Linked DNA regions of Mus musculus: all the other regions are linked to region 1. A link is a loop called in an ENCODE intact Hi-C map of the cell type or tissue named here. Cell type or tissue: left cerebral cortex. All regions are shown on one strand. Region 1 holds the start of Ears2 (glutamyl-tRNA synthetase 2, mitochondrial). Region 2 holds the start of Palb2 (partner and localizer of BRCA2). Region 3 overlaps Gga2 (golgi associated, gamma adaptin ear containing, ARF binding protein 2). Region 4 holds the start of Cog7 (component of oligomeric golgi complex 7).

What was found. Hi-C counts contacts between places; a loop is a spot of excess contacts. Peaks named below come from ENCODE experiments on the same cell type or tissue, not always from the same donor. Only the 100,000 strongest peaks of a DNase experiment are listed, where the experiment ranks them.
Region 2: it touches region 1 in a loop (3-fold over the local background); 3 of 42 quality-filtered maps call a loop at or near these places.
Region 3: it touches region 1 in a loop (2.2-fold over the local background); 7 of 42 quality-filtered maps call a loop at or near these places.
Region 4: it touches region 1 in a loop (4-fold over the local background); 7 of 42 quality-filtered maps call a loop at or near these places.

What each region holds. Positions count from the first base shown.
Region 1 is chr7:122,063,222-122,071,221 of GRCm38, forward strand. It overlaps Ears2 (glutamyl-tRNA synthetase 2, mitochondrial), which reads right to left and starts at 3,865. Exons shown (of 9, transcript NM_026140.3): 1 at 3,684-3,865. The coding sequence starts at 3,822. It overlaps Ubfd1 (ubiquitin family domain containing 1), which reads left to right and starts at 3,977. Exons shown (of 7, transcript NM_138589.2): 1 at 3,977-4,263; 2 at 4,443-4,772; 3 at 5,560-5,768. The coding sequence starts at 4,062. In left cerebral cortex, CTCF peaks have their summits at 4,167 and 4,984 (motif pointing left); DNase peaks (open chromatin) are centred at 2,568, 4,019 and 4,795; H3K4me3 peaks cover 2,632 bases; H3K27ac peaks cover 2,010 bases.
Region 2 is chr7:122,128,729-122,136,728 of GRCm38, forward strand. It overlaps Palb2 (partner and localizer of BRCA2), which reads right to left and starts at 4,218. Exons shown (of 13, transcript NM_001081238.2): 1 at 3,992-4,218; 2 at 946-1,005; 3 at 195-288. The coding sequence starts at 4,039. It overlaps Dctn5 (dynactin 5), which reads left to right and starts at 4,313. Exons shown (of 6, transcript NM_021608.3): 1 at 4,313-4,453; 2 at 5,441-5,509; 3 at 6,324-6,442. The coding sequence starts at 4,406. In left cerebral cortex, a CTCF peak has its summit at 6,536 (motif pointing right); a DNase peak (open chromatin) is centred at 4,268; H3K4me3 peaks cover 1,565 bases; H3K27ac peaks cover 670 bases.
Region 3 is chr7:121,998,534-122,006,533 of GRCm38, forward strand. Gga2 (golgi associated, gamma adaptin ear containing, ARF binding protein 2) reads right to left here. Exons shown (of 17, transcript NM_028758.2): 6 at 5,354-5,454; 7 at 4,134-4,214; 8 at 3,542-3,679; 9 at 1,586-1,667; 10 at 325-450. Among named protein-coding and RNA genes, the nearest start is that of Gga2, 19 kb to the right of the region's middle. In left cerebral cortex, a CTCF peak has its summit at 4,589 (motif pointing right); no DNase peak of the experiment used is centred here.
Region 4 is chr7:121,978,396-121,986,395 of GRCm38, forward strand. Cog7 (component of oligomeric golgi complex 7) reads right to left here and starts at 3,298. Exons shown (of 17, transcript NM_001033318.3): 1 at 3,022-3,298. The coding sequence starts at 3,190. In left cerebral cortex, no CTCF peak of the experiment used is centred here; a DNase peak (open chromatin) is centred at 3,327; H3K4me3 peaks cover 1,559 bases; H3K27ac peaks cover 696 bases.

The sequences.
Region 1 (8,000 bases):
CCAGACAGACTGTCAGTGAAAAGGACAGAGGGGTATGGAGAGATGGCCCAATGGTTACCAGCATGGCTCCTCTTCCAGAAGACCAGGTTCAGTACCCAGCACCCATATGGTGGCTCATAACCATCTATAACTTCAGTTCCAAAGGATCCAACACCATCTTTTGACCTCAGCAGGTACCACACATAAACATGGTGCACATATACAAATTACTCATACATATAAAATAAAATTTAAAAATCTGATTTTGTTGTTGTTCTTTGCTTTTTGAGACAGGGTTTCTCTGTGTAACCTTGGCACATCCTAGAACTCACTCTGTGTGCTATGGACCAGGCTGGCCTCAAACTCATTGAGATCTGCTTGCTTCTGCCTTTCTAATGCTTGGGATTCCCTAGTGCTGGAATTAAGTACCACCACCACCACCACCACCACCACCACCACCACCACCACCACCTGGCTCAAAATAAATAATTCTCTTTGTTGTTGTTGTTGAGACAGGGTTTTTCTGTGTAGCCCTGGCTGTCCTGGAACTTGCTCTGTAGATCAGGCTGGTCTCAAACTCAGATCTGCCTGCCTCTGCTGACTGAGTGCTGGGATTAAAGGTGTGGAACACCATGGCCCAGCAAAATAAATAAATCTTAACAACAACAAAAGAAAAAGGACAGGTTAGGTTACTCCATAGTCCTTCACCTTAGGAATGAAAGAACACCCAGGTGTCAGGTCTAGGAGCTTGTCATCACATAAAAAAACGCTCCAATGCTTCCTGAGTACCTTAGTCCCTTGATTTTGATATTTGCCTCAAGGCTAATTTTCACCAGAAGAAGAAATAGTATTTTCTGTTTGAAAATTATTCAGAGTCCAGATCACACAAACATGGGCCACCACACCGGCTCACACAAGCATTTAAATTACATAAATTTAATGATGTATTCTAGGGTTGAAGGAGGGTTAATCACATGTTAATAACACAACTATATCCTGTAAAAAAAAAAAATCATGCCAGGCGGTGGTAGTGCACGCCTTTAATCCCAGCACTTGGGAGGCAGAGACAGGCAGATTTCTGAGTTTGAGGCCAGCCTGGTCTACAAAGTGAGTTCCAGGACAGCCAGGCCTATACAAAGAAACCCTGTCTCAACCACCCCCCCCCCAGAAAAAAAATCACATTTTGCATATATACTCTACATATGATACTTAGCTACATCATACAATTTAAATTTTTCCTATGTGAGATTTTTACCTTAAGTGCTAGTTATAAGTAATCATAATTAAAAGCAACATTTGATTTCACTATATTTCCCTTCACTGGCGTTTAAGCTCCAAAAGTATTACTACTGACTAAAAGTTTCAGATCTTCCCAGGTCTGTCGTTTCTCCTCTCCATAATCAGGCCATTTACATTTATAATAACCTCATTTGCATTTTCAGGTACCCAAGGCAGCACAAGACAGGAAATGTTTTTCTGGGTACCTGGCTGACCTGGATCAACACTAATTCTATGTGAGGCTTTCAGCAAATTATTGCAAACCCACAAAACGTGTAGTTCTCAGTGGAACTGAGTCTTAGGAAATTTAAGACAGAAGATACCAGAAATCAAAAATCACACCCTTCACATTATTTACAGCTGGATTCAAATTCCATATCCAGGGACAGGGCGAATGGCTCTAGTCCCTGCTGTACAAGCCTAACAACTTGACGGGCAGATCCCTGTAGCTCACCGGCTTCAGTAAATCAGTTGAGGACTAGGTTCAGTGACTTCCTCATAACCACAAGACACAACATACACCACACATGAAATTTTAAAAAGTAATTGTGGCCGGGCGTGGTGGCGCACACCTTTAATCCCAGCACTCGGAGGCAGAGGCAGGCGGATTTCTGAGTTCGAGGCCAGCCTGGTCTACAAAGTGACTTCCAGGACAGCCAGGGTACACAGAGAAACCCTGTCTCAAAAAACCAAAAAAAAAAAAAAAAAAAAAAAAGTAATTGTGCCCATTATTAAGAAGTTGCTAACCTTTGGAAATTCATTTAGTTTTCACAAGTTTCAATTTACTGATCTGTTAGTGGGCTTAAAAATGAAAATCAGGCTGGACCTGGTAGACTGAACCTTTAATCTCCTCACTCTAGAGACAGAAACAGACAGATCTGTGTGAGTTTATAACAACAGCCTCGACAAGACAGCAAGTTCCAGGCCAGCAAGGGTACAGCAAGGCCCTGTTTCAACAAAACAAAAACACCTAGATCCTTAATAATGAGGTTGCTGGGATACCTAAATGTTGACCAAAGTAGAATTTCAAGCCAGGTCTGATGACTCATACCTGTGACGCCAAAACCTGGGAGGCAGAGACAGGAGGATTGCTGCACATTTAGGGACAGCATGGTCTTCATAGTGAGTTCCAGGCCAATCGGGTGATACAGGGAACTCTTTCCAAGTTAAAAACCAAACAAAAACCCAAAAATGTAAACTTTCAATTAATTTTAGCTATCATAGTGATCTACACTGCTTGTCAACTCTTTCCCATTTGGGCTTTTCCTGCCAGTCAGCAAAGAAATGAAAACAGTAATTGTAGTAGAGGCAGTGCTTGCTAAGTGCCTCTGCTGTACTGGCTCAAACCCGTCAGACAGGCACTATTATTAGCCCTACTTGACAAATCACAAAATTGGGACATAAACAGAGCAAATAATTCTGCCAAAGCAACACATCTAGGGATTGGCAAAGACAAAAATATAGATGCAGAAAATGCCAGGCCTTGGATGCCTGCATAAGTGCTTCTTCCAACAAGGTGAGTATCCCAGTTCATGTTGACCATAGGTAAACACAGACACTGTGATACTTAGATACTTGCAGTCATTTGATAAGCTATTTTACATCACTGAGACTAACAAAAAGAAAGATGATTTTGTTCTCTCGGTTTTGAGACACTCATTTTCTCCCTAGCAGTTTCGTTTATATCAGTCTTAAAAACAGATTCACAACAGTTAACTATGAACCAGGGCTTCTACCACATATCGAAGTTCCACAATCTACATTGCCTGCCTGGAGGTAATGCGTTCTTCCTGTGCAGCTGAGACTCAGAAATATCTTTTCCTGCTGACCCTAGACCTAGAATGAACGGTTGCTCAGTGTGAACAGGGTAGAAGGTGGCTTGAACTAAAGGTTGGGAATTTGTGGGAAGGGAGGAGACACAGAATTCCTAGCAAGATATACATGGGCCTCTGTTTTCTTCTGACTTGCTAAGCTGCCAGCAAACTCAGGCTTTTGTGCATGTCGTTTCCTCTTAGGCTTCAAGCGGGTCTTCTTGACACTTGTTCTCAACTCAAATGTTACCTCTTCAGCAATACCTTCTAGGGCGCCCTATCCCGCTTCACTGCCAAAATGGACACATATGACTCTAGGATTTGTCGGTTTCTTCAAAGCCAGAACCCTGACTTTTCAATGACCACTGCATTATAGCGCATAGGCCTTGGCATAAAGTCTATACGCTCTGCACACAGCGTGCAATAAGAAAGGACAGAGACAATACAACAAGGAAACTTCTAGCAATCTCAATCACTTCAAATCCTAGCCCTCCACCTCCGTCTCTTTAAAACGGGGTCGCGCAGACAACCCCGGAAGGGACTGTTTCTGGAACTTTCGGGGGCGGGGACGGGAAGGTGGGCTGCGGCGAGCGGCGTCACGTCCGTTAGGATTACCTGTGGGGCTGGGAGCGAAGCGCACTCGCACCGGGGCCCCGGGATCTGGGCCCAGACTGGCCTCGCGCCGCCCCACGCGGTGCCCGAGGGCCACCACGTGCGGCTCGGCCAGCAGAAGCCTCTTGAGGGGCGCCGCCATGTGGACTAGAAACACACACGTGGGCTCCTTCGCGCGTCACTTCCGCTCGGCGGGGGGGAAAAAAATCACTCCAACCAATCAACTTTCGCCACAGCGAGCGCGGCCCTGCCACTTAAAGGCGTAAGCCGCCTATCTGGGCTGCTCACGCCCCTCTGGACTAGGGCGGCGATGCGCCGCCGCTCGGGGACCGAGCGCTGCGAGCAGGCGATCTCCCAGACCCGCCCCCTCCGGCTGCGGGAATGCTAAAGCGTGGCAGGGGCCGGCCCGGGAAGCGGAGGAGGCGGGTCTCCATAGAAACCTCCACCTGTTTCCGGCCAGCCTGTGTGAAATTAGGGGCTGGTGCGGGGGCCAATCTCCGCCAGCTCGCTTCTTCCCGGCGGCCCCTGCGGTCGTGGTGGGTGTTGTACACAATCATCATGGCGGCGGCCGGAGCCCCGGATGGTGAGTGTGGCGGGGAAGGCGGTCGGTCGGCGGCTGAAGAGCTTGCGGACGCTGCCGGGGTCGTGGGACCGGGCCTGGCCCCGGAGGGAGGAGCGTGGCGCGGCAACGACGGTGCCCGGGCCCGTTCTCGTCGCAGGCCGGGCTCGTGGCGAGCACCCACCCCCCTAACCCCTTTGCAGGCATGGAGGAGCCAGGCATGGACACGGAGGCCGAGGCTGTGGCCACCGAGGCGCCCGCACGGCCCCTCAACTGCGTGGAGGCCGAAGCAGCCGTAGGGGCAGCGGCGGAGGACTCCTGCGACGCGCGAGGCAACCTGCAGCCGGCCCCGGCCCAGCCCCCTGGGGACCCTGCGGCCCAGGCCTCGGTCAGCAACGGCGAGGACGCGGGCGGCGGTGTGGGCAAGGAGCTGGTGGATCTGAAGATAATCTGGAACAAGACCAAACACGACGTGAAGGTCCCTCTGGACAGCACGGGGTCCGAGCTAAAGCAGAAGATTCACTCCATTACAGGTATTCGAGGAGCTGACACCCGACTGCTTCTACCCACGACCTACCTTCTAGCTCTTGATGCTTACGTCGTGCTAAACTGTTAGCGATTTTCTTGCGCCTAGACTCCCGCTATCCTCACTGCAGTTTTCTGAAATCAGTACTTGTATGTCCATTAGTAATCAGAGAGGGAAAATTAGGCCCAGAATGATAGTGGTACCACCAAGTGGTGGAGTGAGATGCAAGCCTGAATCTTGAGTATTAAGGCTCACCCTTCTAACTAATGTTGGACTGTCATTGCTAGGCGCGGTATTTATGAACTTTACAGGAGATTCTGAACAGGTCCAGTATTTAGCCACGGATTTATTTTCAGCAGACAGATCAGTTTCATAAGGGAAGTTCATGAAACAGTGTTATCAACTGTCCTAATGGCCCTTTATAAATATTCATACATGGCCGTTTTATTTGTTTTGGTTTGCTACTTGAAATACTTTCCTTAAAGCTTTCTCCATGTATCGGGTAAAAAGCTTATTGGCTTTCTGTATCTCCTACACTTGGGAATTTTCAGTATTTAAGTGGATAGAAGATAGAGTTATAACTTGGAAACAATGATACCTAGACATCAAACAATTCTAAATACCTTACATTCATGTAGAAGGACCAAGTTTTACCAATCAAATAGTCCTGGTGTTCTGAACTCCTTCAAGTTCACAAAGCTGATAGTTGATGGACCAGTATTCACTTCCTGTTTTGTTATAGAAGGGGGATGGTCCACGCATTTCCTGCTTATTCCTTTCCACTTTTTGTCAAGGTCTCCCACCTGCCATGCAGAAGGTCATGTATAAAGGACTTGTTCCTGAAGACAAGACTTTGAGAGAAATAAAAGTGACCAGTGGGGCCAAGATCATGGTGGTTGGTTCTACTATAAATGATGTTTTAGCAGTAAACACCCCGAAAGATGCTGCCCAGCAGGATGCAAAGGCTGAAGAAAACAAGAAGGAGCCCCTCTGCAGGCAGAAGGTGAGACCATTCGGCATCTGCTTGTGGTCCTGGGAATGTAGAGACTGGTTACAGTCTCCCTAGAATAAGCTCCTTTCTGGACAGGGCCCATGATGGAAATGTATGGAGCAGTTGGGTGCAGCAGAGTGGAGTTGACAGCTACCTGAAATATGCATCTTTGTCATCTGGTGGGTCAGTGTGCTTAGACTTCCCGCGTTAGGATAAGGCCTTTGTAAAGGGAGACTCTAGCGAGTTAGCAAAGGAAGTCACAAGTGGGTTTCTCTTAGTAGTGCCAGAGAATATGACCAGTATTGGAATTAAGCCCTTGTTCCTTCTAACTGCTCCCATTTGATTTCTGTGTCTGTGTGTCTTGTCAAGTTCAGAAAATCCAATTCTGGAAAGGTATGGAAGTGGACAGATTTTAGAGGTTCCCCTAAAACTGACCATTTCAGGAAGTCAAACCAAGCTGAAGCAAATGATACTGACACTTGTTTTGTTTTGTATTAATAGTGGTCCTTCTTCATGAAGGAGTCTGAGTTTTTGTATTATCTCTCCTGCTCATTTTTGTGTGCTTGTTTTTTGAGGCACAGGGTTTTACTCTTTATCCCTGACTGGCCTGAAACATGATTTGGAGAATGGCTGGCCTGGAATTTTTAACAATCCTCTTGTCTCTAACTCCCTAGGTCTGAGTTTATGGTCATGTGCCATCATGCCTGTTTATTGTGTGTGTGTGTGTGTGTGTGTGTGTGTGTGTGTGTACAGTACAGAGGATTGAAGCTAGAGTCTTACTCTTGGTAGTAGATAAGAAGCCTGCACTGAGCTGCTCCAGTCTATTACGAACTTTTTATTTACTCTGTATCTTCAACAGAGTAGGTCTCACTTGAACCAGCATTTGAGGGACAGTTGACACTAAAGGCGCATTGCCAGCACTGGGAGAAAGAAAGATGGTTTTCCTTTACACACCCATGTTTACTTTGTAACCCAAAAAGTCTTTTTTTTACAAATTTGGCAGTAAAATTGAAACAGAATTGTGGGAATAGTTATACTATATTAATGTTTTTTGATGGAAACACGAATGTGTTTGAAAGAAATATGTTTAGTGACAAGTGGCTACCCTAGATACCATAGAGAATATTGTGTAGCATTCGAAAACTGTGTTATCTTTACGGAATCTCTGAAACTTTGATTTCAAAACAGCTTTCCTCGGGGTATTTGTTTGTGTTGTACTTGGTGCTAGGGATTGAGCCTGTGACCTTGTCAATCATAACACATGCTCTACTGCAAAGCAGAGTCGCTGTATGTTGAAAAGATGAATTATGATCTAAAAGTAATTATTTGTATGAACCATTTTAATCCCTACATATGGAATCCAAATTTCCTGTAATTTGTTGACGTCATTGGTATTTTCTATCTTCCCCTGACATACCTATGAAGAAAATGTGAGAACTGTCCTCTGTCAAATCCTTAGTGTATAACCTGCCTTGTAAATATGGGTTTTAGGTTACTAATGGTGGGTCAGCAGGCTTAGAGCTGCTCATCACAGTGCAGGGACAGTGCTCCCAAAGGTCCTTACAAGGTATGACTCAAACTGTACTCCAGTCTGTGCTGCTTTGCTTTGGTGATGCCACTGGTTACGAGGCATAGCACGACCTAATGAGACTCCACTCCCTCAGTAGGCTTTTGATCAGTGTGTTCCAGAATCTGAGGCTGGTGTCAGCAACAGCCCTTCACTAGCAACCCTACCACAGTGTTCTGCTGTGACAGTGGTGAAGGTTTCAATTGGCCCACTGCCTGTTAATGCTTACATTTGGCTTAGTTTTACCCCTGGTCCATTTATTGGCCTACAGTTCCAGCTTTACCAAGCAGCTACTGTACCTGTAAAGGTACAGATGTAAAGGAAATGAAAGCATTTGAGGGCTATGAGCTTAAACTTCTGGGTCCTGGGGTAGAGGGCAGGAGTGGGGCTTGGAAGCTTCTTAATGGTAGGGTATAGGGGTGTCAGCATTTTTCTGTTTTCAAAATGTGGTTCCTTGGGTTTTCTTTGTGGCTGGGTTGAGGGTGGGGTAGAGAAGACTTCTGTCATAATAATGACTTTCCATAATAATGCAAAAATGACCCCGCTTGGCATTTATATAGTCAGCTTATAGTTTCTTTGAAGTTGAATAATACAGCTATTGCTCTTGTTTCCTACTTGTTGACTTAATGGTTAGTTTTTTACCTGGAGAGCTGTGAGTAGAACCTTTAAATCCTACT
Region 2 (8,000 bases), 66 kb after region 1:
ATAGTTCTGAAAATCTGAGGAGAAAAAAGGCAATTAAACTGGCAATCCAATTGAAGGCACTGGGTATTGCTTGAATTGTATAACATGAATTTTTATGTTATTTAAGAAGTCTACTGTTTCTTTTCCATGTGAAGAAATAACAGCAGCCAACTGGGGAGTGAATACAAAGCAAGTGTAAGTGAGCGGCTGATTACCAGAGTGGCTTAGCTGTGAGGAAGCTTCTGGCTGGGGCACACCATCTTCTATGGCTTTCTTAGAGTTCTTAGCCTTCTCAGCTCTTTTGGCACGCTAGAGAAAACAAAAGCAGCCCAAGAAATCAATTTTCGTTCAAGCTTTATTACCATCAAGAGCCTTACTTCCCATTAATTGTGATGGTGCGCACCTATAATCCTAGCATCCTGAAGGCCAAAGCAGGATTGTGGGTTTATTTATTTTTATTATGTTTTATTTATTGTGTATGTGTGTATACACATGAATACCTCTATGCCTTAGCACTTTTTAGTAGATATCAGAAGACAACTTTCCTTACACCATGTTATTCCTGAGCATTGAGGTCACTTTGTCTCTAGGCTGCAGGTGACTTTACCCTCTGAGCCACCTTGTATTTTTGTTTTGTTTTTTTTTAAGATTAATTTATTATTATACATAAGTACTCTGTAGCTGTCTTCAGACACACCAGAAGAGGGTGTCAGATCTCATTACGGATGGTTGTGAGCCACCATGTGGTTGCTGAGATTTGAACTGAGGACCTTAGGAAGAGCAGTCAGTGCTCTTACCGGCTGAGCTATCTCACCAGCCCCTGAGCCATCTTGTTGACTGCAGGTTTATGCGTTTAAGTCAAAATGGACTACATAGTGAGGCCCTGTTTCAAACCAAAACCAGACCAACAAAACCTTTTACACAGCTTGTGCAACACCTTAATTTGACCAACTATGATTCACTCACCTGAAGTCGAGCAAGTGTCCTGCTGTATTCCTTTTTCAAAAATGCTAGCTTTTCCTTCAACTGGAAGAAAAACAAGAACAATTCTGAGCAGTGGAAAGGTGAGAACAGAGAGAATGGATACAGTGCCCAGCAGGCCCGAGAGTGCATATGGTGCTCTGTAGCATCCCTCAGCAGGATCAGTGCCGGGAAGGCCAGTTTTCCCACTCAAACCTTTCCTCGGTTCCTACAAAGCATCAGCCTCTCAGGACCTTTCCACGATGGGTTCCTGTCACTTGGAGCAGCTCCTGTGGATTCCTCAAGCCTCAGTTTGCAGGATTACTTCCCTAGGATGGACTTCTAGGTTCTTGCTCAAACCCAGTTTAGGTACTCTTCCGTTCCTCAGTGCTATTCTCAAAGTTTACTGCACCACACACTATGCTGTCCATTTTCTCCTGTATCTTCCCATCACTTTGAGAAGCAGGGAGGGGGCTATTACCATAGTCAATCAACCAATAAATGCTCTTTATCTAATACTGGCCCAGGAAGTTGCAGTCGTAACCAACACCTCCCAGTAACACACACAGTGTCAGTTATCCCTGATGCTTGAGGGACAAGGTGGTTAAGGCAATTTACTTGGAGTGAGGAATGTAGATAACATCAAGAGCACAGATAAGATTTGACATAGTAATCAGTACCTAGACTAATCTAAGTGATATAAGTAATTAGCTTCCTGTAGGGAGTGTAGTCACGGAGGCATTTCTGAGGGCTACCACTTGCACCTAGATCTAAAGGAAGGAACTAGTCTTGTGGAAATAGCGTATGTGTAATTATTCTAGGCACCACAGTAGGAAAGCTCCATGGTGGACCGGTGCATACATCTAAAGAATACACAGAAGAAAGCCAGTGAGAGGTAGGGGTTGTTGCTGCTGAGTTCCTGTCCAGCCACACAGCAGGCCTTTCTACAAAGCTTTTGCAAATAAGTTAATTTAGGCTATGCCAAATTACTAGTTCCTGAAAGTTTAGATTCTCTTTGTCTCCTTAGCATCTGTGGTTGAAATGTTCCCTTAGCAGAAGTGCCCCCCTTGTCTTTCCACCATTTAGGACCCCTATATTCATCCTTTAGACATAGTAAGTCCAAGACTAGCTTGCGATACGAGATCCTTTTTTTCTTTTCTTTTTTTTTTTTTTGGTTTTTTGAGACAAGGTTTCTCTGTAGCCCTGGCTGTTCTGGAACTCACTTTGTAGACCAGGCTGGCCCCGAACTCAGAAATCCGCCTGCCTCTGCCTCCCGAGTTCTGGGATTAAAGGCGCGTGCCACCATGCCTGGCTAAGAGATCCTTTCTTAAGAACAACTCCACAAACCAAAAGCATCAAAAAAGCTACAATGAAAGTTACTAAAAGGTCCTTCTTTTCTGCTGGGTGCAGGCTGACTGCTGTTGAAATGGGCAAGTTCATGAAACCCAGGAAAGTGGTGCTAGTCCTAGCTGGACAATACTCTGGATGCAAAACCGTATCATGAAGAACACTGATTGATGATGGCACCTCAGACCGCCCTTACAGCCATGCCCTAGTGGCTAGAATTGACTGCTATCCCCCAAAAGAGACAGCTGCCACAGGCTAGAAGAAAATTGCCAAGCAATCCAAGATAAAGTCCTCTGTGAAAGTTTATAACTATAACCACCTCATGCCCACAAGGGAGTCTGGATATCCCCTTGGGCAAAACTGTTGTCAACAAGGATGCATTCAGAGACCCAGCTTTGAAACACAAGGCCAGGCAGGAAGCCAATGTCAAGTGTGAGGAGTGATACAAGACAGGGAAGTGCAAGTGGGTTTTCCAGAGGCTTCACTTTTAGGTATGTTTTTGTTTTGGTCATTAAAAATTAAGAAAAAAAGTTACTAACAACTTAAACTTTTCTTAAGCACTTTCCCCACCTCATTCCCCAGCACTTTTGTGGGACTCCAGCACTTCTGTGCTAAAGTCACTTTAGTCCCCATCCATTCTCAGACACATAATAATAAAAATGGCAGATACTTTCATAATGTGCTTCAGTTAGTCCTAGGGAATTTTGTGACTTTAATGTCCAATGACTCAATTAGCACTCACAATAACCCTAACAAATAGATTCTATTATATAATCATCCTCCTTTGAGATATGCAAACTGAACAGAGAATAAGCAGTTCCTCCAGGATGCTGCCATTTATAACTGCTCCATTTAACACCCCCCCCACACACACAGAGGTTTCATATCATATATATTTTGATTCATAATAGCAGCAAACTGCAGTTATTAAGTAGCAACCAAATTATGGTCATGGGCCACCACAACATGAGTAATTCTGATCTTAACCTGTTATCTTGTCCTCAATCTTATCAGTAAGTAGGAGTTATCTTGTTTATTTGTAAATGATCTTTACCACCCTTAGAAGGTAAGACAGGATAGGAAGACAAATTAATGTGAATTCTAATTTTGCACAGAAAGCACAAGAACATGGAAGTAATATTTAAGTCTTGCAGGAGAATAATATTCTGAGCCTGAAAGAAATGAGAGCTCCTTCTAACTACTACACTAAATTTGTATGCACACACACAACACCTGTTCATTATATGTAATATTTATATTATTTTCTTCCCCTCATCTTGTTCCAACGTGGGTCTTAAACATGGAGAACACCAGCTGCAGAACCAACCAGAGTACACGTTATAACCATCCCCTTCTCCAATGTAAACCTATTTTGGAGGTCAAGCCCTAACAGACAAACACGAAAATGTATATATATAAGGCTGTTGACGTGACGTGAAAGATTTATGTGACGGGGCCGGAGTGGAGTGGGAGAGAAGAGGGCCTCTAGGTTTACCTATATGTAGTTTTACACCTAATATTTATGCAGTGCCACTAGAAGATGGGTTTGGCTCGTCTGCATTTTAAGCTTCGCCACCCGAGCAGCGCGCTCGTCTCAGTGACTTCTCGTGGAGGCTGTAGGTAGGAGGACACTGCCTCGGATACAGGAACTAGGTTTGAAAACCCAGCCTAAAGCCCTGGGTCACCCTTCCCGCAACCCGGGCACCTTTTCCTTCTCCGCATAGCTGAGGGGCTTCCCGGAAAGCTCTTCCATCGGGTTGGAAGCCGAACGCAAGGAGCAGCCGTCTCCAGCCTCGGGCCTGTGGTCACGGGGACCCAGCCAGGGCTTCCTAGGGCCAAGAGGAACCCCTGGGAAGAACGGGGACCTAGTTCACCCCCACTATGTTCCTGCCGAGCCACACAGGTTCCGCGCGCTAGCCGCTCTGGCCAATTAAAACCTCTGTTCGCTCTGCGCACGCGCAGCTGGAGACTGCCGAGCGATCGAGCAGGCTTGACTAGAGGAGAGTCGAATGAGAGTCCAGGGCGGGGATAGCGGAAGTGGCCGATCAACCGGAAGTAGCTGGAATCACCGTCTGCCTGAGCTACTGACAGGATCCTGAGGTTCAGAGAGGGGGAAGCCATGGAGTTGGGCGAACTGCTGTACAACAAGTCGGAGTACATCGAGACGGTGCGCGTGTGGCGACCCTGCCGCCGCTGGCAGTCACGGGACCCTCGAGGACTGGACGGTCGCCCCTCCCGTCCCGGCTGCACTGGTTCCCGTTCCCTCAGTCCCTTCCTTGGATGACTTAGAGATGCTTCGTGTTTCATCTGATTGTTATTTAGTCGGTGCATGCATGCATTAGGCTCTCTTCTCCTTCATCTCGTGTGTGTGGGTGTGCTGTGTAGCGGGGGAGGAAAGTGTGGATGTGGGAGAGTTTCTATGCATATATATCTATGTGTGTGCATATACACACGCCTGAGTTTCCTGTTAAATAATGTCTTCCAGAGGAATACACAGTACAGCCTATTCATTCTGTATATAAATTACATTTTCAGACTCCGGGCCCTTTTTAAAAATAATATTTCACAGTCTGCTTACGTGCTAAGACGTTATTGTTTCTATTCGTCAACTCATAATACAACATATGTAAACTGCCCCCGTTAGGGTTACTATCATTATTTTTTCTGTGTGTCTGTGATCATGGAAAAGTAATTTTCCTCACTGAAGGCTATGAAACCGTAATATGGAAGTGGGGTCTGAATGCACATCAGTCATTAGACCGCTCATTAGATACCGATCCTGAATTCATTTCTTGAGCTCTCAGTTCCTGATCTACCCTTGCTCTTTTGATAGATTGGATTCAGTTCCTGAGTGCTCTTATCACGGAGCCGTGCCCACAGCCTTCCCCCCCCCCCCCCAGTGCATTCCTTCTCCAGTTTGTTTTTGTTTGTTTGTTTGGTGATGGAGTCTCACTTCATAGTTTAGTCTAACCCCAAATTCACAGTCACCCCACCCAGAGCTGGGACAGTAGGGGTGCAGTATACATTCAGGCCTCATTCATTTTTAGACTGCCCTTCATTTGAAGTAATTTTCTCCTCAATGTGAGCTTTCATGATGGAAACTGTAGTCCAGAAATCCTCTGTTTTTTCACTCCAGATTTCTGTTTGCTTTTAGGCATCTGGGAACAAAGTTAGTCGCCAGTCTGTTTTGTGTGGAAGCCAGAACATCGTCCTCAATGGCAAGGTAAAGGGCACAGGCAGCTTCAGGAGGTTACCCTTATGCCTTCAGCTAGTCACTGTATCAGCAGGGTATATGGGATAGTGCTGTCTCCAATTTGTCATTTCCAGTTCTCTCTCTTTGTTTTTGTTTTTTTAAACATTTATTTATTTTATGTATATATGAACACATTGTCACTGTCTTCAGACACACCAGAAGAGGGCATTAGATCCCATTACAGATGGTTTTGAGCCACCATGTGGTTGCTGGGAATTGAACTCAGACCTCTGAAAGAGCAGCCAGTGCTCTTAACCGCTGAGCCATCTCTCTAACCCCTCTTTCTTTGTTTTCATTTTTTTCTCCAAATTAGATTTATTGAATGCACAAAGACGATCAGGGAGGAGAAGCCAAAAAAATTAGAGAGCGGCCCATTAGATGGGGAATAAAGAAGCTTTAAGGAAGAGGGTGGGGAGGGCAGTAACACGTGAAATATAACAGGAGAGAGCACAGGAGACACAGGGCAGCTAGACAGAGGGAGAAGAGAGGGGAGGAATTTCTTCTAAACAGAACGTGAACACTTCTGTCATTTTCTTCAGTATTTTATTTAAATAGGATTTACATTGCATTAAATATTATGAGTAAGAACATGGTGGTGGTGGAGGGAAGGGCCAGAAATCTTTTATGTCTGAACAGAATGCAGTGGCAGATTGTTCTCTGTGCTGTATTGTGCCTAGGACTACTAGACACAAAACTCATGAAGAGGCAGTATCTTAAGTACTTTAAAACAGAATTCAGGGACATGGACTTAACTGGTATTTTTTACACGTGTTTTGCTTTATAGACCATTATAATGAATGACTGTATCATCCGAGGAGACCTGGCAAATGTAAGAGTTGGACGTCACTGTGTCGTGAAAAGCCGTAGTGTCATAAGGCCACCGTTCAAAAAATTCAGCAAAGGGTATGTGACTTAATTACCTGTTTGCAATCCTAGGCTCCATCCTGTTCTGGTGATGTTGCCCATGACCATGTGTTTAGATGTGTAATGAGAAGATCTGGCCATTTGGGGGCGCTGCATAAGCGCTCACAGTAATGAACCTCTCTCTGGGTGTTCATTGTTGGCTGTCAGGAAGAAAAGTCCCTACAAGAAACAGACAACCGAACACAGATAGTAAAGCCTGAGTAAACGGTAAAGCTGGAGTTTCCTCTCGAATGTATTCCAGAATCAGATAGTGCTGAGAAATTTGGATTTTTAATTTAAAATTAAAGAACTCTCAGGACTAGTGTAGCCAATAGTTTCTTAAACTGCAAGTCCCTGTATAATCATTGCATAACTGAATGTGGAGGGCTCTGACAACAAATGAAAGGTTTCTGAGTTTGTAAAACCAAAAATTAACTCAAAAGGAAATACAGAGTGAATCCAAAGTTTCTGGCAATATCTGCTCATGATACATCATCTGACGCTGCTGCAGCCTCAGCTCTGTGCACACACGCACACTGCACTGTGCACGACACCATACACGCCGTCCCAGTGAGTGCTTCCTCAAGCATTCCACTCAGATTTGAACTGTGGTAAAAATTCTAATGTCTTTACTGCATATTTTCCTGCTACTAGAGAAAGAGTGTTTAGTTATTGAAAATAAGCTTTTAATATTTTCCTACAGTCATTCCTTAACATGTAAGTATAAAGTTAGTATATCCTTGGGTTTTATCATATTAGAATGGTGGGTTTTGAGGCTAGAGAGATGGTTCACTGGTTAAGAGCACCACTGCTCTTACAAAGGACCTGGCTGGTTTACAGCTGCCTATTGTTCCAGTTAAGGACTAGTTCGTTCTTCTGGCCTCCTTGGACTCTTACATTCAGGAGGTGTACATAAACTCATATAAGCAAATGCACATATGTAGAGGAGTTTTAATCCAGCAAAGGGCTACTCTAGCTGGAATGCCGACACACTTTAGGACACACCTTTAATCCCTTGGGCTTGAATGCAGACACGCCCTTAGTATATACCTTAATTCCAAACAATGAAGGTAGAGTTTGTAGAAGGAAAGGCCTGTGCTTGAAAGTGGTGTCTAATTGAGAGGCCGACAAAGTAACAAATCAGAGAAAGATTTGACACTAGGATATGCCTAACTCTCAAGAAAATAGGGAGGAAAGAGAGGAGAGGAGAGGAGAGTTTTACAGGGATGGGTTGAAGAGAGAGTGAGCTAGACATAGGTGAAGACAGAACAAGCCAGGGAATGAGAATAAGCCAGAAATTAGAACAGATTGCCAGAGTTAGTATGAGATTAAGCAGAGCAATTTAGTCAGAAGCCAGATTGAATCAGTCATCTTGGAGAGGAGTTTAAGCCATAACAACTGTATAATTATTATGTATAATAATAAATAAATCTTTGGGCCAGAGTAAGCAGGGACTGAGTGAGCGGGGTTGACCAGAACCAGCAGAAGTCCTAAATTCAATTCCCAACAACCACATGAAGGCTCACAACCATGTGTACAGCTACAGTGTACTCACATA
Region 3 (8,000 bases), 65 kb before region 1:
ACAAAACAAAACAAAACAAAACACTGCTCTTGAGGGCTGTGTTGAGATGTAATCTTGGGCCTTGTGAATGCTGGGCAAACATCGACTACTGAGCCACTGACCACTTCCTTGGTCTCAGGCTCCTAGGAGCACCCAAGAGGGGTTAAAACCTGGCACAACACAGCCTTCTGCTTACACGTGCAGCCATGGTAGAGCTCTAACCTGCCATGGGTGTATGATGGCTCCTGTTACCCGCAACCTATTTCTACAGAAAAGGGGACAGAGGCAAGCTCCCTCATTCTCGTGACTTGCACCTGCCCCAAACAGAAGGCTTTTAGCTCGTACCTCTGGGGGCGGGAATGGCTCCCACTGCGGCAGGCACTGCGTTCCCAGCACTAACTCGGCCCTCCACCACCTGTTTGTACAGCCGAACCCCCTGTGTGAGAAGGTCATTTGCTTGAAGAATCTCCGCTGAGGAAAAAAAAAAAAAAAAAAAGATTCAGCACTCCTCAGTGTAGCAGACAGCCACCTATCTTTGTCCACACGGCTCTACCAGGCTTGGCACATTCAGGAGCCCAGACCCTGGTCATGTGTCCAACTTCCTACCAGACTCCATCAGTGAGCTTTAGCTCTGTGTCCCACTGTCCACACGGTTACCATCCACACTGTTCTTTGAGTGAGGCATTCTGGGGGATGCTTTTAGCTGAGACAGGTTGATGTGGATGTCACTATTACCAAAATTTCTTGTTACCTGATTCTGTTATTGAAAGCTTCCCGTATCTGGAGAATGGGTACACAAATCAGCTTTGTAGCCTGTACACTTTACCAGTCTGAAAATATAGGTCTGGTATTTCTCATGAAAATTTGGCATCCTAACTGAAGCATACATAATAATAACCACATCTGACTATAATATAGTCTTAGTCTTTCAATTATACCTGAGTTATCTATCAATTGCAATATCAGTAACTAACAAACATCACCACAAGAGAATACAATCGGCAAAACGTATTCAGAAAAAAAAGTCAGGGACATGTTTTTCATGAAAGAAAGAAAGAAAGAAAGAAAGAAAGAAAGAAAGAAAGAAAGAAGGAAGGAAGGAAGGAAGGAAGGAAGGAAGGAAGGAGGAAGGAAGGAAGGGAGAAAGAGAGAGAAAGAGAAGAAAGAGAAAGGAAGAGAAAGAAAGAAAGAAAGAAAGAAAGAAAGAAAGAAAGAAAGAAAGAAAGAAAGAAAAGAAAAGAAAGAGAAAGAGAGAGAGAAAGAGAGAAAGAAAGAAAGAGAAAGAGAGAGAAAGAGAGAGAGAAAGAGAGGAAGGAAGAAGGAAGGAAGGAAGGAAGGAAGGAAGGAAGGAAGGAAGGAAGGAAGGAAGAAAAGGCAGGACACTGTTTCCTGGCCTTCCGTGGGACAGTCACACAATGTCCCCTATAGATGCCTATAGGCTTCTGATCTTCATGTTTGTTACTCAAACCCAAAATCTTCAGAAGACATAAGCCACCAGCCCATACCAAACTCAAATCTGTCTTGTCTGTGGTTCCCCAGTAGCACACCCACATCTGTTTTACACTTGGGGCGCAGCAACACCCAGAGAAACAGAGCTGTTAGTTACCCAGAGCATCGTCGTCATCAGTGGTGTCGCTTGCAAGCCGGAACAGGGTGGGCCTCAGCTTCTCACATCTTTCATACACAACCTGGGGAAACATAGCCTGGTTCACATTCTCTCACCCAGGCCCCACCCAAGTCCTCAAACGTCTCCCTCAACAGCCTCCGAGTGTAGGTGTCTTCTGTGTTACCTCCATGACTACAGTTCTGAGGTAACATGCGTGGCAGAATCAGAAAACATTAGAGGGTTTAGGGCTATAGCTCAGTAGAGCTCTTGCCTCGCTTCACACACACACACACACACACACACACACACACACACACACACACACACACGAGGGGGTTGGGGGGCACATTTGGGTTAGTCAGGAGTGCTAGTGCAGGACTGTAGCTCAGCATGTGGCCCTTCCTGGTCCAGCTGCACCGCCTATAGCCACGGAAGAACTTCCCGCTTTGCCACCAACACCCTGCAGAGAATTTCCTGTCCCAACTGTCCTGATGGCTCAATCCCCTTACAACACTTGCCTGATATTCTCCACAGGATCCCGTTCCCCTCCACCCCCAAGCCATCTTCTTCACACTGGGAAGAGGAGAGAGGGAGGCTCTGACCAGCTCGGCAGCTTCACCCCCCTCCCTCAGCTAACCCCCTCCCTCAGCCTCTCTGCGGGCTGCCTGCTTCGTTGTTCCGGCCCTTTCCTAGGCTCAACTGCCAGATGGCAGTGTCCTCTACAGGATACACTGGATTTCAATGAAATTAGAAAGCCCATCTCAAAAGAAGAAACAACAACAACAACCAACTTGGAACTGGGAAGACAGTCTGGCAATAAAGTCTCACAAGACCTAAGTTTGGTCCTCAGAACCCATGCAAAAAAAAAGCCATGTGTCTAATAAAAACCAAACAAGGCCAAACAAAAAAACAAAAATAAAAACCATGTAGAAAAGCCACTTTGTCTATATTCTCTGTTTGGGGGAGGTGGAAACAGGAGGCCCCCAGAGCACACTGGCCAGCCAACCTGGAGTACTTGCTAAGTTCCAGACCAATAAGAGAACCTGTCTCAAAGAAAACAAGGTAGATGGTAACTGAGGAATGACTCCTAAAGTTGACCCCTGGTCCCCACAAATATGCACACATGTGTACCTACACACACAAGAACACACATAGATAAGCATACAAATTTTGTGCCTCAAAAGAAGCTATCAAGCCAGGAGAAAGACAGTCTGGGATTGAAGTGTGTAGTCTGAGAAGGAACTTGGGTCTGAAATACATATAAAGAACGCTCTAAGCAGGAGTTCTCAACCTGGGGTTCTGACCCTTTTGGGGGGGGGGGTGTCAAACAGCCCTTTCACAGGGGTCATCTAAGACTGTTCTGCATATCAGATACTTATGTGTATGTTTATTTACATACATATATTTATATACGATTCATGACAGTAGCAAATGAAGAAGCAATGAAAATGATTTTATGGTTGGGGTCACCACAATATGAGGAACTATATACTAAAAGGTCCCAGCATTAGGAAGGTTGAGAAACAGTGCTCTAAAGCCAGGTGTAGTGGCCCACACTTTTAATCCCAGCACTAGGGAAGTAGGGGCAGGTGTGTATGACATCTTATCTACGTACTAAGTTCCAGACCAGGCAACTTGTCTCAAACCAGACAAAAACAAAACAAAAAGGCATAAGACAACCAAGGGAACGGGCAAACCATTTGGGCAGACATCCTCTAGAGAAGCAACAAAAGTGGTCAATAAGCCCATGAAAGAATGTAAAACAAGGACCATTCTACTTAGAGAATAAAAGATAAACAATGTATCAGTGGCTGGTGGACATAGGAGGGAGGGAGGGAGAACAAAGGAACAGAGAAACCTGACTCTCCAGACCAGAATGGCAGCCACAGAACACATGGGTGCAATACATCATGCTTATAACAGTAGGTGCAGTCTTAGGTCACAACTGGAGATTACCTGCAGGGCCTGCTGGTCGGGCAGGGCATGACCTGGCCTTCGGTACATGCTCAGCATCTCCCGAAGCACCCTCACGTGGCTGCGGACTTCCTCTACTGCACTGACTCGCCTGGACACCTTTTCAGACTTCTCTTGTTCCTTTGAGGGAAACCAAATGGACAGAAGAAGTAAGAGGAGTTGCCTGGGTAACTCCTAACTAAACACCAGAAAGGGAAAGGCAGTGCATGCTGGGAGTTCAGGAAGTCATGAACACTTAAGTGAGCGGAGGTGCTCGCCCAGAATTCCTGCAGGTGACAATATCGTCTCTGGACCTGGGGACTCTTCAACTGTACATTCAGACTCAATCCTTCTGGAACAGACTCCCAAACCTAACTCTGTTAACACCAAAAGCTTCGTCCCATGGATAAAAGAAGCCGGGAAGCTCTGCAAGGAGTCTCAAATCTAATCACCATCCTGCTGGTCCCATTCAGCATGAGGAGGACATCTCTTCTCCAAGCTAGCTGTTCTTCACACCTTAACACACATCCACACACACTATCATATCAGCCCTGTCAAATGCCAGATCTACAGCGCCAACTGCAGAAATGCCTACTTCCTTGACCAAATTCTTGATCAGCCGGTTTGCAGCCTGAAGATCCTCAGGGTGGTTACTCTTGAGAAGTCTTGTCAGAAGCTGAGGAGTGAACAAGAGTGGGTAAAGCTGTAATTGTCCCCCCAGCAGAGTGGGAGCACAGTGATTAGCATGACCAATAGCCCCACACTGGGGCTACTGTGCATTATGCTACCAAGCCATACACTGGAATGTGGGTGCTGGGAGTATCAGGAAAGACGACTTGGTTTCTAATGGGATGGAAGATGGGAGGATTATATCCCCTAAATGATATCTGGGGGTGTAATAGTAATGAGCTGGCTGGTGGGCATGGGAATAACAGAGGAAGAGAAAGGAAACATTTTCTCTCTCTCTCTTTTTTTTAATATTTATTTTCTTTATATGAGTACACTGTAGCTGTCTTCAGACACACCAGAAGAGGGCATCAGATCCCATTACAGATGATTGTGAGCCACCATGTGGTTGTTGGGAATTGAGCTCAGGACCTCTGGAAGAGCAGTCAGTGCTCTTAACGGCTGAACCATCTCTCCAGCCCGGGAGACATTTTCAACTGAAGAGGATACTACTTGCACAGGGTAAGCAGAAGCCAGTGGTATTGAGAGATCCTTTGGAATACAGAGTGGCTCCACAGCAGAAAATTATCTAACTCAAAAGGCCACAAGTGGGGCTAGGAGTGTACTTAGTTACAGGGCACTTGACTAGCACACACATCCTAGATTCCATGCCCAGCAATGTAAAAACTATATAAATAAATGTTAGGAATACTGAGGAAGACCTGGCCATGTGCTTGAAGATGGAGTAGACTTTCACCAAAGTCTTATTTCCCATTTAGTTCCATACTGAGCATATGCCTGGCACACAGAGTCCCTCCCCAGATGTGGGAAAGCTACCATTCCTGGATGTTTCCAGGGAAAGGACAATGGGCTGGGTCAGGCTTATAGGAACAAAGGATCCATGCCAACATGCACCCCTCTCCTATCCGCTACTCCCTTCCCAATTCCACATGTATACGGAACCAGATCCACCGGCCCAGCCTCCCCGACCCCAACAGGAATACAGATAAAGGATGGTGCCCAGCATGGCATTTATTATGTGGCCACCCATAAGAGTCTAGAAGCCTGGAAGCTCTCCGCAGTCCTGGTTCCCAAACCAGAGGACAGTCAGACTCCACATAAGCCACCAAGTCAGGGGGAGGTCCTTACCTTTGACTTCTCCTCATCAGCATCAAAGATGCTCTTCGGCCAGGGAGACGGTGGGGGCAAGATTTTATCCATCGGTAGTTTGGGATCTTGCTTTATGATTCCTAAAATATGCAATTCATGACTGAAGATGTTGATATCGAGGGAATCCATCATTAGCTCTGGCTCCACCTCCCATTCCCCCCGGTGACTTTTTTTTTTTTTTACATTTATCATGGGAGAGAGGTATATCTACTCAGCAGCACACATGTGGAGATCAGAGGACAGTTTGTGGGAATCAGTTCTCTTTCTACCACATGGGTTCCAGGGATTGAACTCAGGTCATCAGTCTTGGTGACAAATGTCCTTACCCACTGACCCATCTCACACTTTAATTCTGAGGAAAAACAACCAAACCAAACTACCTACCACTTTGTCCCCCTTAGACAGTGAGATACTGTGAGAAGGGGTGGAGGTAGCCAGGCTATGCTGACACCTACAAGGGAGGTTATCGTCTCTGGGCAAACAAAGCTATTTTATACATCTGCTGTCCTTTAGTTCTTTTAATCTGACACATTAATTTTGGTCAAAAGAATAGGATCTGAGTCATATTTACAGCCCTGGTGGAGATATGACATTTGAAATTGTCTGAAAGATTGTAAGATCACAAAGACACGCTATTGTTCCCTCTTTTAAAAGTTAATCCAGGGACGGGAGATGACTCAGTGGTTACAAGCCCTTATTGCTCCTCCAGAGGACCTGGACTCAATTCCCAGCAACCACATGGCAGCACATACCTGCCTGTAACTACAGATCCAAGAGATCCAATACCCTCACACAGACATACATGAAGGCAAACCACCAATGCACATAAATTATTTTTTAAAAATTAATCCAAACTGAGGGTGGGAGGCTGGAGAGATGGCTCAGTGGTTAGGAGTGCTGGCTGTTCCCCTAGAGGACAGGGGTCAATCAATTCTCAGCACCAACACAACAGCTCACTACTGTCTGTAACTCCAGTTCCAGACATGCATGTAGTGTATAAATATGTGCATGTAGGCAAAACACCTTCATACATAAAATAAATAAATCTTAAAAAAAAAAAGTGGTTCCAAATAGATAACTGTCAATCACCAGGATAGGAAATTGTCTCTCCAAAAGATTTAACTTCAAGAAACATGATATGCTGGGCAGTGGTGGCACATGCATTTAATCCCAGCACTTGGGAGGCAGAGGCAGGTGGATTTCTGAGTTCGAGGCCCGCTTGAAGGCATGTTAAAGCAATGGGTAGAATACAGTTCTTTTACTGAGCTATCTACCCCAGAAAAACCACCCTCCATCTCCATGCAGGTCCTCGCTGCTAAGCTTGCCTACTTTTCTGAGTTTACTTGGTTTTTGTATTGTTTTGTTTTTTGCATGTGTAATGTTTGTGCATGTTCACATGTATATAGGCATATCTGCATGCATGTGTGTGGAAGCCTAAAGCTGCTATCAGTTCACCCATTACATCAAGCCTAGCTGGTCAGCTTGCCCAGGAAATCCTGTTACTCTGTCCTGAGTGCTGGGTTTATAGGCAGTCACCATGCCTGTACAACATCTGTGTGAGCTCTGGGGCTCTGAACTGTGGTCCTCAGCCTTGTACAGCAGGTGTTTATCGACTGAGCTATCTCCACAGCCTTAAGTTCTAACCTTAAAAGTCTTTGTGTGCCTTTCCAAAGGCAAGGGAGTCTTTAGGAATTGTGATGAATCACTTCCCACCTTTTTTTTTTTTTTAAATGATTTACTTATTTTTATGTCATGTGCAGTGGCATTCTGGCTGCATGTGTGTCTGCCTGAGGATGCTGGATCCCCTAGAACTGGAGTTACAGATAGTTGTAAGCCAACATCTGTGTGCTAGAAATTGAACCAAGGGCCTCTTGAAGGGCAGCCTAGGCTCTGAACCACTGACACGTCTTTCCAGCCCTCTTGAAAATATAGAGCGCAGGCTGGTCTTAAACTTGTGACCCTCCTGCCTCTACCCATTTCAGCAAATCCTTTGGTGTGCACCACCACAACTGGCTGTTATTCTCTTATGGAGTCTGTAACTGAACTTGAGCTATGCTGACCACCAGCAATCCTTAGCAATTCTCCTTATCTCTCTCCTCCATAGGACAACACATGCGTCAAACCCAGCATTTAACTTGGGCTCTGGGGATTCAAACTCACATCTTCATGCTTGCACACAAACATTGTTACTCATCAAGCCACCTTTCAGACTTCAGACATCATCATAAGCCCCTCCCCCTAACCTCCACTGCTGTGGGGCGTGCCTGCTGCTTCCTTGACTTGGAACTAGGAAGACATGACTTTCTGTCTTCCTTCTTTCCATGTTCCTCCTTCCCTGCAGCTGCTGGGATTCATAGCTTGCCCTCAGCTCTGTTGTTTTTTTTTTTCTCTCCAACTCCAATAAAACTGTCTTCCCTTTGAAGTCTATTTTATCTACGAGAAAGAACTTGCAAATGAGACCCTGATTCCCCAGTAACGACATCACTGAACATCAACAGCCTTCAAGAAACACACTCGAGATGTAACTTTCTGGTAGAGAGCTTATGCAAGTACCACCTAAAATAAAATACTTCTACAGATAGAAAACATCACACAGAACAGTACATACACGGGCTCTGATTAAGGC
Region 4 (8,000 bases), 85 kb before region 1:
GTGGATCTCTGTGGATCTGAGGCCAGCCTGGTCTACAGAATGAGCTCCAGAGTAGCCAGGGTTACCCAAAGAAACCATGTGTCAAAAGCAAAGCAAACATACATACATACATACATACATACATACAACAGCAAAAAAGAACCCGGGGGCTGACACAACAGCAAATGACTGCTCAAAGTCTAAGAACAATTACAGCTCTATCAGAGGAGAGAATTTGGATGGGGTCCATAACTGTAGCTCCAAAGGATCTGAAAACCATCCTGGCCTCTGTGTGCATCTGATCATGCGCATGAGTGCATCATGATCACACACACACACACACACACACACACACACACAAAGAAAAATAAATGTTAAAACAAACAAAATCCTCCAAGGCAGTACTTAGCGACAGGCGACAGTGCTCAGTGGCAGTGCTCAGTGACAGTGCTCTGTGGCAGTGCTCAGTGGCAGTGCTTAGCAGCAGTGTTCAGTGAGAGTGCTCAGTGGCAGTGCTTAGCAGCAGTGTTCAGTGAGAGTGCTCAGTGACAGTGCTTAGCAGCAGTGTTCAGTGAGAGTGCTCAGTGACAGTGCTCAGTGGCAGTGCTTAGCAGCAGTGTTCAGTGAGAGTGTTCAGTGACAGTGCTCTGTGGCAGTATTCAGTAGCAGTGCTCTGTGGCAGTACTCAGTGACAGTACACCTGTCAAGCACTGCATGAGTTTAGCTTCTATTTGCTTGCCACAGTCTTCTTCCTTTCTACCAAGGAAAACAACCTATCTCGTGGTTTCCCTTAGTACATGTGTATACTTTTGGAAAGCTAAAGTGTACTCATATATATAAAATAAATAAGTCTTTAAAAAGGAAGAGTTTCCCAAGGGTTGGGATTACAGACACATGCTACCACCCCTGTGGCTACCACCCCTGTGTCCTTCATTCTTTCTGGTCACCTGAAGGTCCTGGGTCAGGTTGATGCTGATGGTTGACTCTGAAGCACAGTGCCATCCATCATTCTACAGGGGACACGGCCCTGGTCAAGGTCACCTCACTGACCCCTGTTTTATCAGAAACTCTCTGCTGCTTTAAATCACCCTGGGTTCAATGTTAGAAAAAAGGTGTATTTGTCAAGTGACCTTGAAATATGGTTTTAATTTTTCAATGAACGGGATTGTAGACATCTTTAATAGGTATTCATCCAAAATAAGTTGCTGATACGAGTCTCTACAGATCACGGACCATCAGAGATGGCACAAATGAACACTTCAACTGTCTGCACGTAGAGCATTGGAAATGAAAGTCTAGGAACTCTAGCCAGAGCTGGCTGGCTGGTATACTCTGAAGCGGGTCAGGTTCTTCAAAGTGGAACCAAGGGCAGGGGACATGCCTGGGCTACCAATGAAAACAACCTGTCTCATGCTTTCCCTTAATACATGTGTATACTTTTGGAAATTCATAAGGTAAATGCCGTTCTCCCTAGGTGCTGTGGTTGCCATAGTGATGAACATGAAGACGGAATCACACACAAAGCCCAGGTGCTTGACAAGTTTAGGGGCCCATGAGGATATATGTATAAAAAATGGACCTGGCTGCTAAACTTGAAGCCCACTGCAACAGACTAGAGGCATGAACACCACGGTCTCCAGTTTCCTGCTAGCCCTGTGTTCTTAGGCCTGAGCATGTTTTAGCATCGGCTAGCCTCTTATCTGGTAAGTGTGGGACAGGGCCCATGGCTGCATCCTTAACACCTCAGAACACGAGGATGTGGGTCCCAGGAGCCACTAAGAAGCACTAGCCTGCTTTTTCGCTGCTCCCACACACATGCAGATGTGGGGAAAATATGCCTGGAAACCAAGCTGCAGCACCATAACCCAGGCTATCTATGTGGTACTGTGTCCTCAACACAGTGAAGCAGCAAGGAGGAGCACTGATTCAGCAACATATATTCTCTCTTTCTCTCTCATTCTCTCTCTCTCTCTCTCCCCCCCCTCTCTCTCGTCTTCTCTCTCTCATTCTCTCTTTCTTCCTCTCTCTCGCTCTCTCTCTCTCTCACACACACACAGTTAAAGTCTTCATTCAGGATGGCCCATCTTCCTTAGCTTACAAAGATATATTAATGGATTTGTGTCATTCTCATATACTGCTAAATACTAGGACCAGTTAACTATTAAATGCTCTCAAAAGTGACTCTTTATGCCAGGCATGACAGAACATGTCTATAATCCCAGAATTTCAGAATCAAAGGCATGAAGATCAAGAGTTCAAGGTCACCCTCCATCATAGAGCAAATTCAAGGCCAGTATGGGTTACATGAGAGTCTATCTACCCCACCACCTCCAAAAGGCCTTCTTTCAAGATTTATTTTTTAATTACATTCACCCATGTTTGTCTGTGTGTCAGTATGTGCATGTGAGTGTTTATGCCCAAGGAGGCCACTGAATCCCATGGAACTGGAGTTACAGGTAGTTGTGTGCCAACTGATGTGGGTGCTGAGAATTAAGTTTAGGTTCTCTACAAGAGTAGTAACCACTGAGCAATTACTCCAAACCCAAAGAGCTTTTTTTGGGGGGGGGGGGCACATATCTGTAATGCCAGAATTAGGGAAGCTGGGGCAGAAGGCGAGTTTGAGGCGAACCTAGGCGACAGAGTGAGACTGTAAATAAGAAGGGGGAAGGAGAAGGAAGAGTAAAAGAGCGTGCGAGAGCCGGCGAGAGCGATCCTATAGCCTAGGCCGGCCTCGAACTCACTTTGCAACTGAAGCTGGCTTTGAATTCCTGACCGTCCAGCACCACCTCCCCAGTGCGGAAATTAACGGCGGTCGCCACCACTCCCAGATTGTTATTATTATTATTATTGGGGTTTTTTTTTTGTTTTTAGTTTTTAGTTTTTAAAGGAAATGTTATGGCATCGTCGGACGTGAACACCAAAGCCTAGACCTAACTCAGACTACTGCAGGGCTCGCTTTCCCACCAAAGGAGAGGCTTGGCCCCTGGGCCCGGTCCTGCAGTCGGGTGCCGGGGCGGGCGGGTGGGCGTCTGCGTGGCTCACCCTCCACGGCGTGGTTCACCTCCTGGATGAACAGCTGCAGCTTCATTACCAGGGTGGCTGCGTGACCGTCCGCCTTCCCCGCCGCCCCGTCTTTGGGGCCGGCTCTGAAGGCCGCATTAATCCAGTCCTTCACGTCGAAGTCGTCAGCCAGGAACTTGGAGAAGTCCATGGCGCGCGGTCTCCGGGTTGGCGCCGAGCGACACCGCCTTCGGGACACCCGTCGAAACCCACCAAGCTTTACTTGCCGCCCCGTCAGCGCACTCGCGCCGAGGCCGAATGTCCCTCGTCGCGCGCCGTACTTCTTCCGGAAGTCGGTGCCTATTACCATAGCAACTGTTCCTGTTAGAGCAGCGAGCTTCGCGCAGTCCGGACAGGTACGACAGTTCGTTTTCTGCTCTTATTTGTCGAGCAGTAAACTAAGTAAACGCGTGTTTCCTCAAGACTAGAAGATTGACGTCTGAGAAGGGAGCAGCTGAGAAATATAAACTCTGTATGTAGGAGTAATGTTGCTAGTTTTCCGTCCTCACTAAATGCATACAGCAGTTTGGGTTTTTTGGTTTTTTGGTTTTTTGGTTTGGTTTGGTTTTGCTTTGAGACAGGGTTTCTCTGTGTAGCCCTGGCTGTCCTGGAACTCACGTTGTAGACTAGGCTGGCCTCGAACTCAGAAATTCGCCTGCCTCTGCCTCCCGAGTGCTGGGATTAAAGGTGTGCGCCACCACGCCCGGCAGCAGTTTGGTTTTTTTTTTAATTTTATTTTATTTTATATGGAGTGTTTTGCCTCTGTATGTGTGTGACCCACTTGCCTGTCTGGTGCGGGCAGAGGCCAGATGAGAATGAAAGATCTCCTGGAAGTGGGATGTTACATGTGGTTATCAATGCTGGGAGTGGAACGCAGGTCCTCTGGAAGAGCTGCCAGTACTATTAACCGCTGGACCATCTCTCCTCATAGATTTCTATAGATTTGATAATGGTCTCCCCTAACTCTGGTCTAATTTCAGTAATCTTCAATAATCTTCAAAAATTACTTTTCCTCCAATTCTTCCACTCATTTTCCATCATTTTCTTTACTAGTTAGGTTTTTTCTTTCTTTCTACCTTTCTTCCTTCTTCCTTTCTTTCTCCGATTTTTTTTTTTTTTTTTGCTCTTGTCTAGTATAGCAAAGTAGAGGATGTTGTTGTTGTTGTGAGGATGTTGTTGTTTGTTTGTTGTTTTTAAAGACGGGTTCCGTTCTTCTATCCTAGAACTCAAACCCATGCCTCAAAGATCGAACCTCCCACATGCTGGGATTTCTGGCTTAAGCCACCACTGCATGTTCTAGCGTTGGTTTCTAATTTAATTCCGTGTATCAGGAACACATATTATGACTCTGTTCTAAATGTACAGAGACTTGCTATGGCCTTAATATTTGTCTGTCATGGAGAAGAGTATATGTGCACTTAAAAATATGTACAGTACCCAAAAGGAGGACATGGTGTTGTGGGGAATGGATACAGCTAAAGGTAATAAGCAAAAGAAGCCAGAAGACGAAGTTCACGTTTTCTCTCAGTTCTGGATCCAGATTGTATAAACACCTAAAAGAATATCTAACATGAGAGCAGAGGAAAGACACGGGAGGAAAAAGAATGGAAGGTGGAGGTGGGAAAGAGGGAAGATATGCAGAAGGGAACAGGGGTAAAATGCATAGTACAGTTAGGTAGATTGTCTTTATGAAACACAGCACTATGGACATGAATATTCAATATAAAGAAGAGGAAGCAGAGAAGGGAGGAAGAAAATCACATGTCTGACTTCATGTGGTGATACACGCCTGCAATCCCAGCACTGGGGATGCAGAAAGAGGAAGATTCCTTAAGTTTGAAATCATTTAGGCATACGTAGCAAGACCCTGTCTCAAAAACAAACCAAACAGCAAAAAAGAAATATATAGTCGGGTGTGGTGCCACACGCCTTTAATCCCAGCACTCGGCAGGCAGAGGCAGGTGGATTTCTGAGTTCGAGGCCAGCCTGGTCTACAAAGTGAGTTCCAGGACAGCCAGGGCTATACAGAGAAACCCTGTCTCAAAAAAAAAAAAAAAAAAAAAAAAAAAAAAGAATAAGAAAAGAAAGAAATATATGCAGTCATTGAATAAGTGTTCCATGTATTTTAGTAAAGATGATCATTAGTGTCCTTCAAAACATATGTCCTTGATCATCTTCTGAGTTGTCCCACCAATTGCTGCTGAAAGACTAAGTTTCCAACTCATTATTGTTAGCTGGGCACACACCTTTCAATGCTCAGGAGGCAGAGGCAGGCCAAGGGGAATTCAAGGCTAGTCTGGTCCTCAATGTGAGTTCCAGAACAGCCAGGGGCTGTATAAAGAGACCCTGTCTCAAAAAACAAACAAACCAACCCACGGGTGGAATTCATCTTGTTGTACTGCCACTTTTCTGCCCAGCTGCATTTATTTTTGCTTCAGGTTCTTCAGGGCTCTGATATTAGGTATATGTGCATTTGTAACTTTTATCTTCCTTAAGTACTAACCTAATATCATCATCAAGTACACCTTTATCTCTGAAACAAAGCTTGTTCTCTGGTTTACCTGGCTAATTTTTTGAGTATATTTTCTTTGTGCTATGTGTCCACTGGTGTCATTGAGGCCCAGGCTATTTTTGTTGTTGTTGTTTCTTCTTTTAAGATTTATTTTTTTAAAGATTTAATTATGTGTATATATGCATATCTCTGTGTGGGTTTGGTCACTTATGAATGGATGTACCCAGAGTCCAGAAAATGACATTGGATCCCCTAAAGCTGGAGTTACAGGCAGCTGTGAGCCTCCCAATATGGATGCTGCGAACCAAACCTGGGTCCTTGAAAGAGCAGCATGTGCTCACAGCAGTGGCTGTTACACTGTTTCTATAGCATTCCACATCCACAAAGCTGTGGGGGGGGGTGGATTGTTAGGGCAGTCAGCTTGGCAGGATCTAAAATCACATAGAAGATGGGCCTCTGGACATGCCTACGAGGGATCATCTCTTAGACCAGGCTGGCTTCAAAGCTCAGAGATCAGACTGTCTCTACATCTAGAGTGCTGGGATTAAAGGCATGTGTTACCAAGCCTGGGTAAGGGACTATCTTGATTATGTTAATCAAAGAAGGAAGACCCAGCTTCATTGTGGGAAGGACACTTCCAATGGGCAAGAAGGTCCAGAACCTTATAAAATGGAGAAAGCCAGGCTGATTATTAGCTGTTTCTTGAATATGGATACAATATGACCGCCTGCTTCAAGATCTTCCTGCTTTGATTTGTTACACTGAACTATAAGCTAAAATAAACTTTCTGCCTTAAATTCCCACAGCTTAGAACAGAAAAGGAAACTAAGAAGGGGAACACATTCCAAGTTTAAACCATTCTCAAGTCTGACCCAGCGTTCCCTTTATACTGAGCTCTTATGAATGAAGTCTTGAGATTAGCTAGGGCTATGTGGTCAGTTGGGCTCTCCAGTAACTCAGAAACCTGACACAACCTCAGGCAGGGAATGCAGCTTCTCTGCTGATAAATGGTGGTTCTGGGTCATTCCAGTGTGCCTCCCACAACAAAGATGCCCTCTGCAGCAGGGAGAGGGAATAGTGAGAAACCCCAGTAAATAGTGACCACAAACCATCCTCTTCAAGCACCAGCCTCCCGACACAGAGACCCCTCAGGTCCCACCAACCTTTCCCTCACTCCCCAGGGACCTTTTCAGATGTGTCCATGCTGCCAGCGGCTCCTTAGAAACATGTCAGTCTGTCTCCTAGTCCTGACCCTAAGCCTACACTTTTAAAAATATTTAATTTTAATATTGTATATGTATAGTTTATGAGTTGTGAACATCAGTTCAGGTACATGCAGAGGCCAGAAGAGAGAATCACAGATCCGGATTGTTGTTAGCCTCCAGACATGGGTCTTCTGCAAGAGCAGTGCATACGCTTAACCTTTCTGGCCCCAAGCCAACAATTTTTTTTTTGAGACATGCCAAATGGACCTGGATAAGCCAGACATAGTGGTGGACATCCTTAATGCAAGCACTTGGGACCTAAGAGTTCAAGGTCATTCTGAATCAAAGAGCCTACGTTCAAGAGATTTTTCTGTTTTTAAGTGGTGAGGGACACTTGAGTGTTACTTCCTGGCTTTAACACAAATTCAGTCAGCCAGAACTAGCTTTATATGGAAGTTCCACACCTGCCCATGTCAAAACAATTGCTGAGTGGAGCACATTGGTTCACATCCATTTTTGGTTTTGGTTTTGTTTTTGCAACAGGGTTTCTCTGTGTAGCCCTGGCTGTCCTGGAACTCACTCTGTAGACCAGGCTGGCCTCGAACTCAGAAATCCACCTGCCTCTGTGGTTCACATCTTTAATCCCTGCACTAAGGAGACAAAGACAGATGGATCGCTATGAATTTAAGGTCACCCTGGTCTATATAACAATCTCCAAGCCAGCCGAGCTACAGTGAGACTCTGTGTGGAAGTCATAACTTGAGGCACTCAGTGTTTCCTCGTGTTCCCAGAATCAAACTCAGGTGGTCAGGCTTGACACATGCAGGTACCGCACCTGCTGAGCCATCTGGTGGCCCCTAACTACATTTTAAACATTGTTACCAAGAGTATAAGGAGTCAGCTGTGGTGGTACACACCTATATCCCAGCACGTGAGAGGTAGAGGCAAGGGGATCAAAGTCAACCTGTGCTACATAAAACAGTGCTAAGGCAGACTAGGTGGCTTGCTCAAGAGGGTGCATGTGAGAGAGAAAAGACCGAAGGTGACTCTCAGGCAGATCCTACAAACAAGCGTGGTGGGGGAGAGAGAACTAAAGACACCTGGTTTATAGCTCAGGTGAAAGGAGACTGAGCCATCCTTTGCTCTTGGTGTACCTACTCTCCCCCAGCTATCTAGTGTCACAATCGTCTGCTTAGCATTCCTAGTGTGGCTCTGGAAAGCAGATGAGGGAACTTCTATTCCGT